3 separate regions of the Homo sapiens genome follow, and regions 1 and 2 are each linked to region 3. The links are chromatin contacts, found by Hi-C or POLR2A ChIA-PET in ENCODE. All regions are on one chromosome and are shown on one strand. The core of a region is the stretch at or near the end of the contact, and the rest is flanking DNA. Distances in the headings are between cores, read along the strand shown.

Region 1 (2,915 bases), core at 318-2,817, 720 kb before region 3:
TTGACAACATCTTGATGAAAAGGGATATGGCTGGCCAGGCATGGTGGCTCACACCTGTAATCCCAGCACATTGGAAGGCCAAGGTGGGCAGATCATGAGGTCAGGAGTTCAAGACCAACCTGGCCAACATGGCGAAACCCCATCTCTACTAAAAATTGAAAAATTAGCTGGGTGTGGTGGGGGGTGGCTGTAGTCCCAGCTACTCAGGAGGTTGAGGCAGGAGAATCGCTTGAACCCGGGAGGTGGAGGATGCAGTGAGCCGAGATAGTGCCACTGCAGTCCAGCCTGGGTGACAGAGAGAGAATCCATCTCAAAAAAAAAAAAAAAAAAAGGGATATGGCTGATACACACAGAAAGATCTACTCTCCTAAGACCTTGTGCCCCAAGAATTTTATGACTTCTTGGATGGTATCAATTGTGTTTTATGATTGATTTATTCATTTACTTGATAAGTTTTGATCGAGTGCGGCTCTGTACCAAGAACTGTGTCAAGAAATGGGGATACATTGTTGTGCGAGAGGAAGTCCTCATGTGCCAGGAATTTACAGTAGACAGGGGAAGATACGCAAACTCATTACGAAGAAATACGGTAAATGCGAGGGGAATGGAAGCAGAGGGTGCTCTGGAGTACTCAGGAGGATTATTCAGCCCAGCCTTATACTGTCAGGGATAGTTTCCCAAAAGAAAGGATATCTAACCTGAGAGCAGAAGAATAAATACTAGTTAGCCAAGTTAAGGAGGATGGGTAGATGGGAGGGAGTGAGTTTTAGTTTTAAGGCATTCTAGGTAGAGAGAAAAGCAATTTGGGCAAATCTGGTAGGGGATAAAAATCATTTGGGAAACTGAAAGTCAGCCTCTTGAGTTGATTGCAGGAGGAGAGGGTGAGATAAGTTAGGAGAAGAAAAACAGGGATCGGATCACAAAAAGCCTTTTAAGTAAGATTAAGGGCAGGGGTATTATTATGAGGTCAATACAAAGCCATTAGATCTTTTGAGTAGGTGGTATACAGTGTAATCGCATTTGCATTTTTAAAACATTATCTTGTCTATGCGGTGAGAATAAACTGGAGGTGGATAAGAGCAGAGGCAGCTCCCTTAGGAGGTTGTTGCTGTATCCTAGGCCAGAGATCATGAGTTGGACTTGAGGCTGGGGCTGGAGAGAAGCGGCCAGAGAAGAACATATGGCTAAAACAGGCAACCTGAAAACATTCAGGAAATTATTGTCATTAGAGGACAGCCCGGCAAAATGCAAATTGTTCTGTCCTTATTTGATCTCAGCTGGACTATGAATTCTGTGGGGACAGGGACTATTTTGTATTCATCCCCGTTTCCAGTACTACGGAAGTACTCAGGAAATGAATGTTCTTCCTAAGTGAGTCTCAGTGACATGGTGTTTGGATAGAGTGGTAACCCTCACGCCTTTGCTGACCCACCTTTATTAGGGAAGTTCAGCAGCGATTGTGAAGTCGACGTGTAGCGCTACCGCGGCAGGGACATTAAGGTGCAGAAGCTTTACCCAGTGCACAGTGCACACTGAAATACCCAGGCTGGTTTTTCCTGACTCAGTTCTCTTCTGCCATCTGCTGGGACAGTCTTTCATAGCACATCAAAGCAAGATCACCAAGGAAGACAGGCCTGAAAGCTTTGTGGGAGCCACAGTGGACAATGACTTGGATAAGTTTACGATTTAGTCAGAGATGCAAGAATCACATCCAAACCACTGTCCATTTGAAGCTAATCTTCAGTATTTATTTCCCAAAGACTAAATGTCTTTTTTATAAGAATGAGTTCATGTCCTTTGCAGGGACGTGGATGAAGCTGGAAACCATCATCCTCAGCAAACTAAGACAGGAACAGAAAACCAGACACTGTGTGTTCTCACTCATAAGCGGGAGTTGAACAATGAGAACACATGGACACAGGGAGGAAAACATCACACACGGGCCTGTTGGGGGGTAGGGGGCAAGAGGAGGGAGAGCATTAGGACAAATACCTAATGTATACGGGAATTAAAACCAAGATGACAGGTTGATAGGTGCAGCAAACCACCATAGCACAAGGATACTTTTTTTTTTTTTTTTTTTTTTTCTGATACAGAGTCTCGCTCTGTCTCCCAGGCTCTGGAGTGCAGTGGCGCAAACTCGGCTCACTGCAAGCTCCGCCTCCCGGGTTCACGCCATTCTCCTGCCTCAGCCTTCCGAGTAGCTGGGACTACAGGTGCCCGCCACCACGCCCGGCTAATTTCTTTTTGTATTTTTAGTAGAGACGAGGTTTCACCGTGTTAGCCAGGATGGTCTCGATCTCCTGACCTCGTGATCCACCCGCCTCGGCCTCCCAAAGTGCTGGGATTACAGGCGTGAGCCACCGCGCCCGGCCGCACATGGATACTTATGTAACAAACATGCAGGTTCTGCACATGTATCCCAGAACTTAAAAAAAAAAAAGTCTTTTTTTTTTTTTGAGATAAAGTCTTGCCTTGTCACCCAGGCTCCAGGCTGGGGTGCAGTGGCATGAACATGGCTCAGTGTAGCCTAGCCTCCTCCTGGGTTCGAGAAATCCTCCCACCTCAGCCTCCCAAAGTGCTGAGATTTCAGGCGTGAGCCGTCATGCCGGCCCATGCAGACTATCTTAAATGTCTGTATTCTCCTTTGAGTTTTTGCAACAACTTTACGATAGCCATATATTATAACATTTTTTAAACAAGGAAACAGAAACACAGACATTTAAATGAAAAGCTAACTTTGAACAAAAAATAAGTAGCCCGAGCCAGGACTGAAGCTTCCTTGACTCCTGGTTCCATACTTTTGTCACAATGTCTCAACGTCTCCAACACACTAAGGGAGAGTTCCAACAGGCCGAGACAGGCTGCTGATCTGCAGCAGGGAGAGGGCAGGCCTAATGTGAAGGCTGACAAGG
Region 2 (3,132 bases), core at 290-2,789, 520 kb before region 3:
CCATCTCTGGCTCCATATCCCCCTCCCTCCCTATGTGTGCTTCAGCCCTGACCAGTCTTGATGCTTCCCGTTCTCCCCGCCTTCAGCTTCAGCAACGCTCTCCAGACTCCCTCGTCCCTCTAACCCCTCTTTTCCTGCTTCTGTTTCCTCCTTCTCTGGAGGTGGGTGGTCTCTAGGAATCCACCTCACCCCTCCTCTCCTTTTCTTGCTGTTCTCTTCCACTGTAATCTCAAAGTTTCCATTCCCCTTTACCATCCCTGGTTTCCATCACTTCCACATCTGTGCTACTTGCTAATGCTTGGCTGGCCAGAAACATTTTCATCTCTAGACCTAACCTCTTTGCAGAACACAGAAGCCAGCACTCAGCAGGTACTCAACAGAAATCTGTAGAATAAATGGGCAAAGGGGTGAACAAACAAACCCACCTGACTGCCCACCAGGACCTCACAGGTAGAGCTCTCCACATTCATCCTCCCCAGCCCTACTGCTACTGCCTGAATCTCCAGGCTCAGAAACAACCTTTTCAAGGACTTTCTTGCTTTTCTCTCTCTAGTCCCACACCATCATCACATCTGGTCTCTCTTCTCTCTTCCTACTGTCATCACCTTATTATTCCCTGGCCATTGTTTTCTTTCCTCTCGACCATGGCAATGCTGGTATTCTTCTCTCTGGTGTCTCCTTCCATGTAATCTTACATACATGCTCTAAGAGCTTCTCAAAGCTCAGATGTCATCACGCTGCTCCCTGACTCACAAATCCTCAGACTCCCACTGTCCACAGATGAAAATGGAAACTTCCCACCTAGCATTTAAGGATTCTTATTGACCCAAATACCTCTTTCCCCATTGACCTTTTATACAAGTCAAAATTTAGTACTTGCTTTTTCTGGAACATGCCCTGTACTTTCCCCCTTCTATGCCTGTTTTTATTGCTGGAATGCTTTCCCGCTCACATTTCTTTTCTATTCAAATCCACCTCTCCCTGTCTAGAAGACTACCCACTGCCCTTTCTCATTCCTGGGGATCACTTCTTATCACTTGCTGTGTTCCTTTGTGTCAATGTGTCTCTCTTTTCAGACTAAATCTCTGATTGCTCCTGGGGCACCCATAAAAACTGTGCTTCAGAGCCCTAGTGTCAGTCCTCCTGGATTCAGGTGCTAGCTCTGCCACTTCCTAAATGGAGATCCTTGGGCAGATTACTTAAACTTTCAGTTTCCTTACCTGTAAAGAGAATTTCACCTAAAAATGCTTACCTCCTTGAGTTATTCTAAGGCTTCATTAAAATAAGCTGTACCTAAAGCACTTAGGACAGGTATCTTGTACACATTAAGTGCTCACAAAAATATGTAGTAAGTGTTTCTAGAATGAAAGAATGAACTGTTCTGGTAAGGCAGAAAGCATGTCACCAACAGCATGAAGGGAAGTCTTCTCCTTAGAGGCTCTTACAGACCACATGGGCAAGCAGAGCACACTACTCAGGCAAGGCAGGGTGGCACGCCAAGTGTCTACACAGACACTTGACGGAGCACCTCCTGCCTGAAGCTGGAGTGGCGCTTCACCATCCCAGCCCAGCCCCTTCATCTGTGAGGGCCAGAACAGGAAGTGGCTTGCTGAAGTCATGACACGTTTGAAGGAAACAGGTGACTCCAAACCAGGGAAATGCATTTGCAGTAAGAAAGCTATGGGGAAGAACAGATGGTGTCCAAGGCATGGTTAAGAAACATAGAGGTGAGGCAAGTGCGAGGGGCCTGGCTACCTCCCTGCAGGCTGGCAGTGGTAAGTGTCAGGACAGATGAAGACATCCCTGTTAAAGGACTGTGGGATAAACACTCAACCCTCTTAAAGTATAAATCAGGTTATAAAACCACACTTCACATGAGTTCATGCATTTCAGTTGACCATTTCTTTCCCTCGCAGGCTCAGAGACCCGCCCCAGGGCACCCATCAGAATGCTCACAAGCGCTCAAGTCCTCTGTACAAGTGACTCATAAGCCAGCCTGGGGAGTCAAGGAGAGAAATGTTGCCACAGTCTGAGGAAAATCCCACCATTACACCAGGCAAGCTAGTTAAAGATCTGTTTTTATTTTTTTTCTCCAAAAACTCAATGAACTCTAAGAATAAATACGGGGCACCGTACCTGTATGAGTGTCAGACTGAACACATTCGGATATTTTCTCAGCCTAAAAGTGAATTTTAAAAGCCATTAGTTCTGATTGCTGAAAATCTTGCTGGGGTGTTCCTGGGGCCCCGGGGGGCTCTCCTTACGTACCTTATTGTTGCCATTGCACACTCTGATAATGGACACATAGTGTCTAATTTTTCTGCAAGTAAAAAACAATGCATTATTTCTCTTCTGAGTCTCTAATTTGATGGATATGTCGTTAATTTTTCATTACGAAAATGGCACCTCCCTTTTGCAATACACAAAACGCTCTGAGAACATTTCTTCTCACTGTGACCAAGGCCACCAATAAATAAAGAAGAGATCACAAACATCCTTTGGCGTCTCTGTACAAGTGACTTCAGTAAAAATGACAAAATTCTTCCCAATTAATCATGAGACAATCAAATATACATATTTTTTAAAATGAACTGCATGTTAACCAACTGAGAGCCTTTAGTTCCTTAACATGTTTTTATTTTCACAACCCTTTACATTGATGCTTTTCTTCAAGTTCCAACAAACAATCTGCTCACGGTCACTGGTGGCCACAGCCGCGGGCCACACTGGGAGTTGAGGTTCACACTGAACGTGGTTAGCTAGATGTCTAAAACAAAGCAACGAGGGCTTAGCTCAGAGGCTGCTGACTCTTCTCATTTATTTATTGTTCCTTCAGTTTTTTCACTTTTTCCCCTTGATAATCAAATCCCTATATACTTACCACAAAAAAATTGGAAAGGACATAAAAGGGCAAAGAATCAGAACAGAGAACCCACACAGATCCATCTCCCTGAGGCGATCACCAACTGGCAGCAAAGCCTGGTGACAAAGCACGTGAGCTGTGCAGTCAGTGCTGAGGTCTGCAGCCTGGCTGCGCCTCACGCTGGCAGCTGGACCCCTGGGCTAGAAACCTGACCTCTCTAAGCCTCAGTTTCCTCATCTGTAAAGTGGAGACGATCACAGTCCCAACCT
Region 3 (3,263 bases), core at 122-2,621:
GGATCACTTGAGCCCGGGAGTTTGAGACCAGCCTGGGCAACATGGTGAAACCCCATCTCTATAAAAAATACAAAAATTAGCCAGATGTTGTAGCGTCTGCCTGTGTCCCAGCTACCCAGGAGACTGAGGTGGGAGGATCGCCTGAGCCCAGGAGGCACAGATTGCAGTGAACTGAGATCACGTCACTGCACTGCAGCCTGGGCGACAGAATGAGATCCCATCACAAAAAGAAAGAAAGAGAGAAAGGAAGAGAGAAAAAGAAAAAGAGAAAAGAAAATAAAGGGGAGGGGAGGGGAAGGGAGGGGAAGTGAGGGGAGGGGAGGAGACAAGACGAGAGGAATAGGATCCTGATAGCTGGTATGGGGAAACTTAAGTGGATACATCTGAGAACTTTGAGCCTCCAGTTTCCACGGAATGCTCTGGGCTAAAAGAAGTAGCCCTCTTTCCTTGCTAAGAGAAGGGCAGCTGCCCCTTGCCTGGAGACTAGGCAAAGAGCCTCCAACAAGGCCTTACAGCAGGATGAGGTGTGTCATTATTGCTGCCCCACATTGACACCAGACTATGGCCTCATCATGGCCCAAAGTCACAAGCACAATCTGCTATGGGAGAATGATTTTTTTGCCAAAAATGTTGCAGGGGCTGCCTGGTGATAAAAATAAAAAATCCGTACTTAAAAGCAACACACCAATAGAGGCAAGCAAAACATGTTTTGCAAAAAACAACTATCAATGGTGATGGCACATGGATCTCCCCTTTCAGAACCCTGAGATTCTCAGTGCCGTTACCCTAATGGCTTTCTGCAGAGGAGGTAACTATCAGAATCACATGGAGAAGATCAGAGCCTGGAAGGAAACTTGAGATTTTTTTTATTACAACCTTCTTCATTTACACAGAGACAAAACTGAAATTCAGAGAGTTCTGGTTTCTCAAGGCACACCACTGGTCAATAAACACACAGAGCCAGAAGCTAGATCTAGCTCAGCGTTCTTTTAAAGCTTTAAAATTTCCTCTCTGCTAGTAAAGCTTACAGCCTGGCAAGAATATAATATATACACACAAATACAGTTATAATGGTGAAAACTTGGAAACAACTTAAATGTCCAACAATACAGGCATTAATTCTCTATAAAGTGAATATCAAATAGCCATAGAAAAGACATTAAAGACCCAGAAGTGTTGCTAATTGAGCAAAAATACATCCTTTCCGGTCAGATGCAGTGGCTCACACCTGTAATCCCAGCACTTGGGGGCTGAAGCGGGCAGATCACTTGAGTTCAGGAGTTTGAGACCAGCCTGGCCAACATACAAAACCACATAGTAAGGTACATAGATGTGCTTTGGTCAAGGAATAGGCCGAGGTGGATATCTAGGCCTGTGTGACTCACGAGTTTGGCGTGCAAGCACACAGCTCCACTTGTAATATAACCTGTTTGTGTAAGTTCATTCCTGGCTTTATGCCACTATTGTCTGTAAAAGGTATAACTGCCCTGTTGATGCCGTGCATAAGAGACATGGCTCTTCGGGGCTTGGCTCAGTTTGGCTTAACATGGCTTGACATGATGAGCACACTGGCACCCAGAGAAAGAGAGAGCCAAAGCTGTCCATCTTGCAGGCAGATGGGAGGGAGCCAGGACACAGCTGGGCTTGCTCATGCCCAGAGAGAGAAGGAGTTAAGCTGCTGACCCTGAAGGCAAGAGAGAGCTGGCTGCGCAGCTATGTGTAGGGGCAGCTGGCTCAAGCTGCTGAGACAGGCGAACAGTGGAAGAGTAAGCTGCTAATAAGAGAGCTAGTGTAAGAAAGCTGTTAATGAGAGCTGCCGCTGAATAAAACTATCTTTCACCTGCCTATGGCCCCCCGATTGTTCTTTCTGCTCACCCACCCACTCCCCTCAGACTTCACCATGGGCTGGACCTGGACCCTGGGATCTGACACACATCTCTGCTAAAAATACAAAAATTAGCCAGTGTGGTGGCCCATGTAATTCCAACTACTAGGGTGGCTGAGGCACGATGATCACTTGAACCCAGGAGGCACGGTTGCAGTGAGCCAGGATCATACCACTGCACTCCAGCCTGTGCAACAGAGCCTGACCCTGTCTCTAAATAAATAAATAAATAAATAAAGTGAAAGACCATTTGTCCAGTATAAACTCTTTCAAAATATATACTCAAGCACAGGAAAGTCTAGAAATGTCATCAATGGTAATTTCAGGAAAGAATTCTAAGGTGACTTTTTTTGGTTATCTGCATTTTTTGTTTTGTTTTGTTTTTTTGAGATAGGGTCTTACTCTGTCACCCAGGCTGGAACATAGTGATATGATCAGGGCTCACTGCAACCTTGACCTCCCAGGCTTAAGCAATTCTCCCACCTCTGTCTCCTGAGTAGCTGGGACTAGAGGCGCATGCCACCACACCTGGCTAATTTTTGTATTCTTGTATTTTTTGCAAAGATGGGGTTTTGCTGCATTGCCCAAGCTGGTCTCAAGCGATCTACCCATCTCGGCCTGCCAGAGTGCTGGGATTACAAGTGTGAGCCAAGTGTGCCAGGCCTACTTTTTTTTCTATAATGACCACGACCATGGGTTTCATGTACCAACTTTTTTTTTTAACAATAAGAGATACAAAGCATATTATGAAAAATGTTCAGGGAAAAAGAAGAATACAAAATTGTAAAAATCATATATAACTAGTTTTTTTTTTTTAAGGCAAGAAAGAAACAAAATAGATTGTCCAGGAAGATGGTTACTTCCACTTTGTATTTCTCTGGTGAACTCATTAGGAACTCTAAAAAGTTCCAGGAGTAGAATCACGGGGTCAAAGTACCCTGGCTATAACTTCCGATTCAGAGAATCCTAACAACTTACATTGTCACCAGCAAGGTCTTTGACTACATGAGCAACTCTCACCTTAAAGCATTTCTCATCTGACATTAGCTGCTTGGCTTTCTGTGGATACGTTGACTCCAGGAGGCTTCTTGAGTTCTGTGTGTTCGGCTGGCCTCCGGTGGCCCCATTATTATTTTCTGCCAGGTAAAGGTCAGTCACCTGTACACAGATCTCATCACTCATGATATGCTGCAGCTGGAATCAAACAACGGCAAGCTGTCAGTGAACACAGAAAACATTTCTCCATTACACAGTCAATGTTCCTTTGACTGATCCAGTCACTCAACTCAAAAGAGGTTTTGGTTTTATTTGGCTGGCAATTTTAGAAAATTCACCAGACAAACCACTGTATCATTTTCTTGGAGAATAATCAAGCTAA

The links. A loop is a pair of places that touch in the nucleus more often than their neighbours do. ChIA-PET counts read pairs that join two places held with the same protein, here RNA polymerase II (POLR2A). Pooled maps may share reads with other maps.
Region 1: a map of A673 shows a loop between it and region 3 (4-fold over the local background). The contact joins two enhancer-like sites. A Hi-C loop is called at or near these places in 8 of 168 maps with a recorded cell type or tissue (A673, IMR-90, PC-9 and 5 more), 1 of 37 single-sample maps with no recorded cell type and 16 of 50 pooled maps.
Region 2: a loop to region 3 is called in a map of dorsolateral prefrontal cortex, with 2.4 times the contacts of the local background. The contact joins two enhancer-like sites. A Hi-C loop is called at or near these places in 1 of 168 maps with a recorded cell type or tissue (dorsolateral prefrontal cortex) and 4 of 50 pooled maps. POLR2A ChIA-PET finds 5 or more read pairs at or near these places in 2 of 52 experiments (GM10248 and GM12878).

Annotation. Positions count from the first base shown.
Region 1 is chr15:85,295,408-85,298,322 of GRCh38, reverse strand. No RefSeq gene overlaps it. Among named protein-coding and RNA genes, the nearest start is that of MIR7706, 84 kb to the left of the region's middle. Within about 2 kb of position 1,567, at least 3 of the 41 ENCODE cell types and tissues checked have a DNase peak (open chromatin) inside an H3K27ac peak, as active enhancers do.
Region 2 is chr15:85,099,203-85,102,334 of GRCh38, reverse strand. PDE8A (phosphodiesterase 8A) reads right to left here. Exons shown (of 22, transcript NM_002605.3): 10 at 2,269-2,320; 11 at 2,137-2,179. Among named protein-coding and RNA genes, the nearest start is that of PDE8A, 120 kb to the right of the region's middle. Within about 2 kb of position 1,539, at least 4 of the 41 ENCODE cell types and tissues checked have a DNase peak (open chromatin) inside an H3K27ac peak, as active enhancers do.
Region 3 is chr15:84,577,764-84,581,026 of GRCh38, reverse strand. LINC00933 (long intergenic non-protein coding RNA 933) reads right to left here. Exons shown (of 4, transcript NR_038274.1): 4 at 846-3,079. Among named protein-coding and RNA genes, the nearest start is that of LINC00933, 8.7 kb to the right of the region's middle. Within about 2 kb of position 1,371, at least 6 of the 41 ENCODE cell types and tissues checked have a DNase peak (open chromatin) inside an H3K27ac peak, as active enhancers do.